Linked DNA regions of Homo sapiens: region 2 is linked to region 1. A link is a loop called in an ENCODE intact Hi-C map of the cell type or tissue named here. Cell type or tissue: psoas muscle. All regions are shown on one strand. Each heading gives the region's core, and the rest is flanking DNA. Links, peaks and the distances in the headings are about the cores only.

Region 1 (5,368 bases), core at 135-5,134:
TCCTTGGTGTCACAGCCCACGCCGGGGGGAGGCCTGTGGGGTCGGGGTTTCCTTGGTGTCACAGCCCACGCCGGGGGGAGGCCTGTGGGGTCGGGGTTTCCTTGGTGTCACAGCCCACGCCGGGGGGAGGCCTGTGGGGTCGGGGTTTCCTTGGTGTCACAGCCCACGCCGGGGGGAGGCCTGTGGGGTCGGGGTTTCCTTGGTGTCACAGCCCACGCCGGGGGGAGGCCTGTGGGGTCGGGGTTTCCTTGGTGTCACAGCCCACGCCGGGGAAGGAGGCCTGTGGGGTCGGGGTTTCCTTGGGGTCACAGCCCACGCCGGGGGGAGGCCTGTGGGGTCGGGGTTTCCTTGGGATCACAGCCCACGCCAGGGGAGGCCTGTGGGGTCGGGGTTTCCTTGGGGTCACAGCCCACGCCGGGGGGAGGCCTGTGGGGTCGGGGTTTCCTTGGGGTCACAGCCCACGCCGGGGGAGGCCTGTAGGGTCGGGGTTTCCTTGGGATCACAGCACACGCTGGGGAAGGAGGCCTGTGGGGTTGGGGTTTCCTTGGTGTCACAGCACACGCTGGGGAAGGAGGCACCTGGGGTTGGGGTTTCCCACTGACACGTTTCTGTGTCACAGATTTGCACACACGGGAATGCTGGGCGTTCCGGTTCTGCAGAGCACGCAGTGGGCACAGCCTGAAAATCACCTTTCTAAAACGGGCATGGTTTTCCTGACCTCCCACGTCCTCTGCAGCGGCAGGTAGGGGACAGCGGGTCTCTGAGTGCATCCCTGGCTGCCGGCCAGGCCTCGCAAGGGGCGTAGATGGCTTAGATTGGCTGGACTGGACCTGACTTATAAATAATCCAGGAGCTGTGTGATGCCTCCCGGGCCGGGGCTGCCATGGGCCTTGCCTAGGGAAGATCTGCGGGAGGCTTGGCCGAGTGAGTTTGCTTTGATTTCTCAGAGAGTCAGATGGGCCTCTTGGGCTTCAGGACGCCTGGTGACAGCTCGTGCCGGTGTCCTGAACTGACCGCTCCTGCCTCGGAATCAAATCGGGGGCAGAAAAGCCAAATCCAGGCCAGGGGTGACCTCGAACTAAAATCCCCTGGAGAACTTGTTGAAATGCAGGTTCCTGGGCCCCTTCCAGAAAGCCAGCTCCACAGGCGAAGCCGCCCAGGGCATCTGGACGGGGCCCAGGGCCATGCCCTGAGAAGCAAAGTATGATGGTGCTTTTAGAATCGACAAGCTGTGAGGAGGAGAAAACCAAAAACAGGGCTGAGCCTAGAAAGTGCCGCTCATGGGAGGGGCACGGTGGCTCATGCCTGTAATCCCCACGCTTTGGGAGGCCGAGGCGGGTGGATCACCTGAGGTCGGGAGTTTGAGACCAGCCTGACCAACATGGTGAAACTCTGTCTCTACTAAAAATACAAAAATTAGCCGGGCGTGGTGGCCCATGTCTGTAATCCCAGCTACTTGGGAGGCTGAGGCAGGAGAATTGCTTGAACCTGGGAGGCAGAGGTTGCAGTGAGCTGAGCACCACTGCACTCCAGCCTGGGCAACAGAGCAAGACTCTGTCTCAAAAAAAAAAGAAAGAAAGAAAGAAAGAAAGAAAGAAAGAAAGAAAGAAAGAAAGAAAGAAAGAAAGAAGGAAGGAAGGAAGGAAGGAAGGAAGGAAGGAAGGAAGGAAGGAAGGAAGGAAGGAAAGAACGAACGAAAGTACGACTTGTGGTGAGAGCTTGACGGAAGCACCTTCTGCTCCTGCCTCCCGTCTTGGGCTGGCCTTGCCTGGTGGACTTCAGGGACCTCGTCTGGCCATGCAGGGCCTCCCGCCGGGCTGCCAGGGTCAGGGCTCAGCCGAACGCACAGGTGTCGAGGGCTAAGAACAGATCCACCTTGTGGCATTAGAGACCCAGGCCGTCCACCAGGTGACCAGAAGGGCCTCTGATCTGACGGAGAATGATTACCTGAGGCCAGAGGGGAACCGAGGCCAGGGCCACCCCTTTAGACCTGGATGTGGAGGCCTGGGTTGGGCCCAGGCACTCACAGGGCGTCTGTGCCGGCGGCATCTGCACCCACTGCCCGCACCCAGCAACCCCTGACCCTCGCTGCACTGACCCCGGTGCCTGCCCGGCCCCCAGCTTCCTGCGGGCTCCCTCCTGGTTTCGCTCCTTGCTTCCTCCCTGGCTGCCCGCCCCCTCTGAGACTCATGACTCATCTGACATTTCTCAGGAGGCTTCTCTGTGCCAGGCAGGCACACCAAGGCTCTCTTCCAACAATATCTCAGGAGGGCTTGTGGCACCGGCGCTGCCAGCGGCTGGCGCCTCTAAACCCAGCGTGCGATCCGTCTCCACAGCCACCAGCCCTCACGCTGGACACAGGGGCTGAGGCCGGGCATCACAGATGCGTGGAAAGCTGGCCACAGGCTCCTGACGAAGGACCCTTGGACCTCCTCGCCTCCCACCGGATAAGAAGCATCCCCTCTGTGGGCGACGATGCAGTCCAGAGCTGGAGAGGGAGAGACTTCAGAAAGAATGGGACCCAGGCCACTGTAGAAAACGTCTCCTCTCGCAGGCGGTACTGGGGGGTTCTGGGGTGTAGGTGTGGCCGGCACAGCTGACCGCTTCCATCAGTTCCTGAGTGGGTCACTGAGGCTGTGGCAGCAAACCCTGCCCGTCGGGGGATGGCGAGGGTGTGAGTGCTTGGACCTTCATCCTTGGCTCAGAGGAAGTGCTCAGCGCACTTCTCCCGTGTGAAGGTGATGTCTCCGTTTCTGTTGGTTCTTTTGTGAACTGAAATGAGCAAGTTGAAGAGACTAAATAGCTTACTATGACACCCATGTCTCACTGTTATCTTTAAAGACACAGGGAGCATAGTCCCTGTCCACGGGTTAGTCTCGGGGATCTGGGGAGGCCAGTGGTTAGGACAGAGAGCGGCGTGATGGCGTGCATGCTGACGGCCCCGAGCGCGGTGACCCTAACCCTGACACAGCGCCATGGCCCGTCTCCAGGTGTGGCTGCACCTGCCCAAGCGGCGGCAAAGTTTCTGTTTGGGGCCTTGGGCAAACGTTTCGGAAAGAGCTTCAGTGTTAACAAACTCTACTCCCAACCTCCAGTCAGGGCCAGACTTAGGGCCAGTGCCCAGGGTTTGCCCCAGGACACAAAAGCATCTTGAGGGGAAAAAATAATCATCGAGATTATGCAAAACTTCCTGCCCCTTCGCTCTTTAGCAAACCTTGACTGCAGCCTCCAGCCTCGTTTCTCAGGACACCTCCAGCATCTCAGCCCCACCACGAGCCCCCAGAGACGAACCTGGACTTGGGTGAGCTCTGGAGGGATTCGCTGGCAGGGGAAGTGTGGAGCCTGGCCCTGCGCAGGGCTGGGCCTCGCCACCGGCCCTCCTTCCTCAGCATGGGCCTCTGCCCCTGTTCAGGGAAAGTGACCCCCTGCCTGCTGAGGGTGATATCTATGCTTGCATTTCCGGGGTGCACCTCCATTCGCTCGTTTTTAAAACTCCATCTTTAATACCTGGTATTTTCAATGCTGACGCTGCCTGGCAGTCCCAGCTCTATGGTATTTTCAATGCTGACGCTGCCCGGCAGTCCCAGCTCTACTTTCTAAAATGAATAACTGGAGTTGGAGGAAAAAGCAGTTTTCTGAAACTCAGGGCTGCAGCCAACCTTTGTCCATCCAAGAATGTCCCCGAATCACTGGGGCACACCTTGCAGCCACCTCGACATCAGACAGGCCCTCCTGCCTCGGGGGCACGGGGACACGGCCATCGTCTGGAGCACGTGTACCCAGCTTCTCAACACACCGCCACCCGCCTGGCCCAGCCCCTACCCTCTCGCCTCCTGCACCCCTGCAGCAGCCAGAGGCTGGTTTCCCTGCAAAATGCGCGACCCCATCATGTCCCTGCTCACATGCTCCCGCAGGGCCTGCCGCCCTCCCCAGCAGGGCCCGCCACCCTCCCCAGCAGGGCCCGTCACCCTCCCTAGCAGGGCCCACCACCCGCCCCAGCAGAACCTGCCACCATCAGAACCCGAAGATCTCAGGGCGCTCTAGGAGTTCTGGGGGGCCTGGCTCTTCCTGCCAGGGAAAGCACCTCTGACCCGTCTCCTCCCGCATCAGCTCCTGGCTTATTCTCCGCGTGACCCGTCCCTCTCTGTGAGTCATTTGTGTTCCAGGGCAAGGCTGGCCGCTGCCGGGGCCCAGGCACACACAGGCACACTGGGATCATTTGTGAAATAAATGCGTGAATATTAAATATCCCATTTCAGTTACTGCCAAAGTCACTGGACTCTGGATTCCACGTGATCTCCGTCCAAGAGCCCTGGGGGTTGCGTCTACACCTAGGAGCCATGTCTTCCTACCCACGTTAGTGAAGTCTGGGGTTAGTTCAGTGCAAAAACTTACATTTATCAATAAAATGAAATCTCGCCAGGCTGAGCGCAGTGGTTCACGCCTGTAATCCCAGCACTTTGGGAGGCCGAGGTGGGCAGATCACCTGAGGTCGGGAATTTGAGATCAGCCTGACCAACACGGCAAAACCCTGTCTCTACTAAAATACAAACATTAGCCGGGCATGGTGGCATGTGCCTGTAACCGCAGGTACTTGGAAGGCTGAGGCAGAAGCATCGCTTGAACCTGGGAGGCGGAGGTTGCAGTGAGCCAAGATTGCACCATCGCACTCGAGCCTGGGCAACAAGAGTGAAACTCCGTCTCAAAAAAAAAAAAAAAAAAAAATCTTGGCAGAGTCAGTCTTTCCACCTTGTTAGGATCTTTTCAGAGACTGCGTCACCCTCAGCAGGATGGTCCCACCTTGAGTGCCTACACTAATTTGAGGGGTGTCCTCACCTCGCCCCACCTGCTGAGTCACCGTTCCATGAATGGCAAGGAGCAGGGGGCCCAGTGACCCCCGCCTGAAATCCACGGTGGGTCTGCTCCATCTCATCCTCCCAGCCGGCCACCAGCACCCGGGACAAACAGAAGAAGAAGACACCCATGTAATTTTAGATTCCTCGTAGCCATGGTTAAGAAGTAAAAGAAGCAGATAAAATTCTGATAAAATATTTTAAACCACTATATCCGTAGTATTATTTCAACATGTAACCAGTATACAAATCATTAATGAGGTATTTTGTTGGGGGGTGTTGCCGCCAAGTCTCGGAAATCTGATGTGTTTTACGCTGACAGCCTGGCGTCGACCCAGCCCCTCTTTTCAGCCCCAATCTGTGCAGTGAGCTGGTCCCAGCGTCTACTACCCCCAAGGCCCCACCAGGCCTGGCTGTCCGCTTCTCTCCCAGTCACACCTGTGGGGCCTCAGGGCCATTTCCACACTCTGGCCGTCCTCACCTGGAACCCATCTGCGCACAGGTGGGCCAGGGAA
Region 2 (5,368 bases), core at 289-5,288, 77 kb after region 1:
CAGGCATGCACACACAGCACACACAAGTGCACACTCATGCATGCACACACACCACACACAGTGCACGCTCATGCATGCACACATACCACACACAGGTGCACGCTCATGCATGCACACACACCACACAGTTGCACGCTCATGCATGCACACACACCACACACAGTGCATGCTCATGCACACACACCACACAGTGCACACGCATGCATGCACACACAGCACACACAGGTGCACACTCATGCATGCACACACACCACACACAGTTGCACGCTCATGCATGCACACACACCACACACAGTGCATGCTCATGCACACACACCACACAGTGCACACACATGCATGCACACACAGCACACACAGGTGCACACTCATGCATGCACACACACCACACAGTGCACGCTCACGCACACACACCACACAGTGCATGCTCATGCACATACACCACACACAGTGCACATGCATGCATGCACACATAGCACACACAGGTGCACGCTCATGCACACACTGCCCAGGAGAGTGGAGGATTGACCCGACTGTTGAGAGTGAAGAAGAAATGGGTGTGCACAGTCCGGAGGTGGCTCCTCTTCTTCCTCGAAGGGGTGACTGTGTGTGCAGGAAACTCCCCCGTCTGTTCTCCAGGGTGGTCTCTGCTTGACAGAGGAGCCAGCCCCAGTGCAGAGGGGCTTCCTGTTACTGCAGCTCATTTTTATGGGCCAGTACTAGGAAGTGCGCTTCTCTGAAGAGCTAAGACACATTCACTAGTAGAAGTTTTATGATAATGAAAGGGAATATTTTGGTCTCAGAAAATTATAACCAGAGGCACTGTCTGTCGGAGTAGCCATCCATTTACTAAGGTGACCTGAAATGTGTGATGTCAAATGAAACTGTCTGGCAGCCCATCAGTTAATCAGCAGATGAGATGAGCAGGATCCGTTTCTCATATTCTAGAAATAAAACCCGTCTCTTTTGTAATCGCCTGTTCGTTGCCTTTTAGTTTCTTTGTTATTCAAAAATTGTAGAAGTTGTGTACCATATGTTACTAATAATTTCTTCCACTGCACTCCACAGCTTTGGTTCATTCATTTACCGTGTGAGAGTTAACCCTCTGTAGTTTCCGATGCTCAGGATGCAAAGTCTCTGCCTAAATTTGTTTTCCCTCATATTAACATCTGTTATGGGGTGAACTGTGTCCCCCAAAAGAAGATAGATGGAAGTCCTAATCCTTAGCACCTCAGAGTGTAGCTATTTTGGAAATAGGGTGTTTGCAGATTTAGCCATGTCAAGATCAGGTCGTTACTGTGGGTCCTAATCCAATATGACTGATGTCCTCATAAAAAGGGGACATTTGGAGCCAGCACAGTTGAGGGAAGACGGCAGTGCGGTCATGGAGTCAGAGGCTGGAGGGATGCGGTGATGAGCTGCCAAATGCCAAGCACTGCAGAGCTCCCAGGAGCTGGAAAGATGGGAAGGATCTACCCCTCCAGGAGTCAGGGAGAGCAGGGCCCTGCTGACAGCTGGATCTCAGACGTCCAGCCCCAGGACTGAGACAAGACCTTTCTGGGGTTTTGTTTTTCCTTTTATTGATTAATTGACTGATTGACAGGGTCTCCTTCTGTCACCAAAACTGGAGCGCAGTGGCACAATCATAGATTACTGCAATCTCAAACTCCGGGGCCAAGGTAGTCCTCAGCCTCCTGAGTAGCTGGGACCACAGGCACGCCACCACGCCTGGCTAATTGTTTTCATGTTAATCTTTTGTAGAGATGAAATCTTTCTGTGTTGCCCAGGCTGGTCTCAAGGGATCTGCCCTCCTTGGCCTCCCAAAGTGCTGGGATTACAGGCATGAGCCAGCGTGCCTGGCTGATGTCTGTTGCTTAAAGTCACCCAGTTTGTGGCACTTAGCTATGGCTGCCCCAGGAATCTGATACAATGTCTAATTTCCAATTTTTAGTATATATGCTGCTGAAGCGAGCACAGTATCTAATTTCCACAGCAATGTTTAAAAACAGCATTTTGGGCTGGGCGTGGTGGCTCACGCCCGTAATCCCAGGACTTTGGGAGGCCAAGGCGGGCACATCGCTTGAGGTCAGGAGTTTGAGACCAGCCTGGCCAAAGTGGTGAAACCCCGTCTCTACTAAAAAATACAAAAATTAGCCGGGTGTGGTGGCACACGCCTGTAGTCCCAGCTACTCAGGAGGCTGAGGCAAAAGAATCGCTTGAACCCAGGAGGCGAAGGTTGCAGTGAGCCGAGATCGTGCTATTGCACTCCAGCCTGGGCGACACAGTGGGACACTGTCTCAAAAACAAAACAACAAAAAAACCTACAGCATTTTGCATCCCTATTGTTTAAAAAAAATCTGATTTATCATATCTTAAAAATCATGAGTTCAACTCTATTTCTGTCTGCATTTGTCTTTTGCTTCATCCATCTCTTCCCCTGTTGCTAACACGGATCTTTCTCCGTGAGAGCACACCCTCTGTGTTCCTATCCCTTGTCTGTCCTTCCCTCCGTTCCTGACCTCTTTCTTTCCACCCTCGAATCTTTTTCTTTCTCTCTTTCCTGTGCTTCAGAGTATTTTCATCTAACGTTCTGCGGAGGCCCATGGTTGGAGGGAGTGACAGCCGCGCCTTCCCGTGAAGGGAATGGAGTAGGTGCCACACAATGGGCGTGCCCACCGGAGACCCGAGCAAGAGTGAATGATTTTCAAATTAACCTCCTCGTTCTTCACCTTCCTCAGGAACACGCTACTCATGGTACTTGCTAAATTCTGCTTTGCTCTCCTGTGAGTTTTTTGCACAACTACTTTTTCCTGGGGTCTAAACTCCTTGAGAAACCACGTGCAGCCCTTGGTGAGGCTGGAAAGGAGGATGCTAGAGGGGCTGCAGGAAGGGGTGCGTGGGTCTGAGCCTGCGGGGCTGGGGCAAGCTGTTACGGGGGCTGCAGGAAGGGGGACGTGCGTCTGAGCCTGCGGGGCTGGGGCAAGCTGCTTTGGGATAGGCGGTCTCCTCAGTGCCCTCCCCTGTAGCTGTGGGGCGTCAGGGGGTGTCTGGTGCAAGTGCTTTGGCCAAGACTCTGTGACTGTCTGCCTGGCCACGCTTTCCCATCTGGGGTCAGATTCCCGAGGAGCCTGTGCGTGCGGAAACCTTGGCTTTGGCGTTGCATGAAGGCCCCGCGGGGAAATGTCCTCAGTGAGCATCCAGAGAGGCGTTCCAGGAACGGGGATCCAGGGCCCCGTGTGCCCGTTTCTCTCTGAGCCAGGGCAGGGTGAGGAGTGGGGAAGGAAACCGGAGCCTGGTCAGGCTCACGGAAGCCGCGTGCAGAGCGTGACAACCTGCCAAGATCCCCCACGCCCACACCGGAGGTCTGACCACCAGAGGGAAACCACCAGCCGGGCAGCACCTGGGGCGGGGGAGATGAGCAGCTGGTCTGGGAGAGGCCCTGGCCATGCACTTCGAGGGCTGAGTGACACAAGGTCCCCATGGGCAGGGGAAGGGTTTTGAATCAGATCTTTTGGACAATCCATGGTTCCTTATAAACTAACCTCTCCTGGCTAAAAAGGCCTGACTTTCCAGGGGTGTCCACCGGCTTCTGTTTCCTTTTGTGTCTGTCGCTGGGACTACAGGCCCTACACGTGTGTAAGCTCCTGAGCCACGTCCTAGGACTGTAGGACCTACCTGAGTGTAAGCTCCTGACCCACGTCCTGGGACTAGGCCCTACCTGAGTGTAAGCTCCTAAGCCACGTCCTAGGACTACCGGCCCTGCATGCATGTAAGCTCTTGAGCCACATCCTAGGACTACAGGCCCTACACGTGTAAGCTCCTGAGCCACGTCCTAGGACTACCGGCCCTACACGTGAAAGCTCCTGAGCCACGTCCTAGGACTACCGGCCCTGCATGCATGTAAGCTCTTGAGCCATGTCCTAGGACTACAGGCCCTACACGTGTAAGCTCCTGAGACACGTCCTAGGACTGTAGGCCCTACCTGAGTGTAAGCTCCTAAGCCACGTCCTAGGACTACTGGCCCTGCATGCATGTAAGCTCCTAAGCCACGTCCTAGGACTACTGGCCCTGCATGCATGTAAGCTCCTCAGCCACATCCTAGGACTACAGGCCCTGCATGCCTGTAAGCTCCTGAGCCACGTCCTAAGACTACAGGCCCTGCATGTGTGTAAGCTCCTGAGCCACGTCCTATATGACATCCAGCACATGGCTTGGCAAAGGATGCTGTCTAAAATTCTTCATGAGTCCACACAAAGCAAATGGAGTCATAAAAATAAAACAAAAAAGAGTAACGTAGAAAATAAACCAAAAAACCCTGAATCATGTACATCCGATGTTCTCCTCAAAGATCACACAGGACCCTCACCCTTTGAGACGCCGTCTGCCCAGACACACTGCTTGCTAGATATGAGGAGCTGTGGGTCCCCAGAGATCACACAAGATCCTCACCCTCTCAGATGCCGTACACCCGGACGCACTGCCTGTTGGATGTGAGCAGCTGCGGGTCCCCAGAAATCACAAGGGACCCTCACCTGCGAGTTCAGAGATCACACAGGACCCTCACCCTCTGAGATGCCGTCCACCTGGACGCACTGCTTGGTGGATGTGAGCAGCTGTGGGTCCCCAGAGATCATACAGGATCCTCACCTGCGGGTCCCCAGAGATCACACAGGATCCTCACCCGCGGGTCCCCAGACATCATGCAGGACCCTCACCCTCTGAGATGCCATCCGCCTGGACGCACTGCTCGCTGGATATGAGGAGCTGTGGGTCCCCAGAGGTCACACAGGATCCTCACCTGTGGGTCCCCAGAGATCATGGGGGATCCTCACCCTCTGAGACGCCATCTGCCCGGACACACTGCTTGGTGGATGTGAGCCTGCGGGTTCCTGGTTTCTGCCCAGCTGACATGTGGTGGTTCTCAGCGAGGCTGCTCGGGCGCTGTAGGCTGGGTGCCCCATCCTCCAGCGGCTGTCATGTGGCCATGGGTGGGTCACAGCCACGCGTGTTCCCAGTGTGATGAGCCGATGGGTGGGCTGCTCTCTGCCCACACCCGGCTGGCCCAGGCCGTTGTCTTGCCCTGAGGACTGGCCCTGTGGTGTCCTGAGTGGCAGGGCCAAGGGCTCTGCTTCTTCCTGTGCTGAGGTGGTCACCCCGTGACAGGTTCTGTCTGCAGCGCACACCCTCCAGGAGGCACCTGCCCCCCAGCCCCTGCCTCAGGCCCCGCTTCCTGGAGCCCAGCCTAAGACATCGGTGGCCAGGACGGCAAGGACCTGAGACACAGTGCCAGCCACAGCAGCACTCCTGCCTGAGTGGGGTCTGGATGTTCCGGGAGGGCCCTTGTCTCAGACTCCCCCAGACCTTTCTCGAC

Evidence for each region. Hi-C counts contacts between places; a loop is a spot of excess contacts. Peaks named below come from ENCODE experiments on the same cell type or tissue, not always from the same donor. Only the 100,000 strongest peaks of a DNase experiment are listed, where the experiment ranks them.
Region 2: it touches region 1 in a loop (3-fold over the local background); 27 of 110 quality-filtered maps call a loop at or near these places.

What each region holds. Positions count from the first base shown.
Region 1 is chr10:772,475-777,842 of GRCh38, reverse strand. No RefSeq gene overlaps it. Among named protein-coding and RNA genes, the nearest start is that of DIP2C, 85 kb to the right of the region's middle. In psoas muscle, for the core only: no CTCF peak of the experiment used is centred there; a DNase peak (open chromatin) is centred at 2,182; H3K4me3 peaks cover 635 bases.
Region 2 is chr10:695,289-700,656 of GRCh38, reverse strand. No RefSeq gene overlaps it. Among named protein-coding and RNA genes, the nearest start is that of DIP2C, 8.3 kb to the right of the region's middle. RefSeq lists enhancers at 1-194, 195-695. In psoas muscle, for the core only: no CTCF peak of the experiment used is centred there; no DNase peak of the experiment used is centred there; H3K27me3 peaks cover 1,823 bases.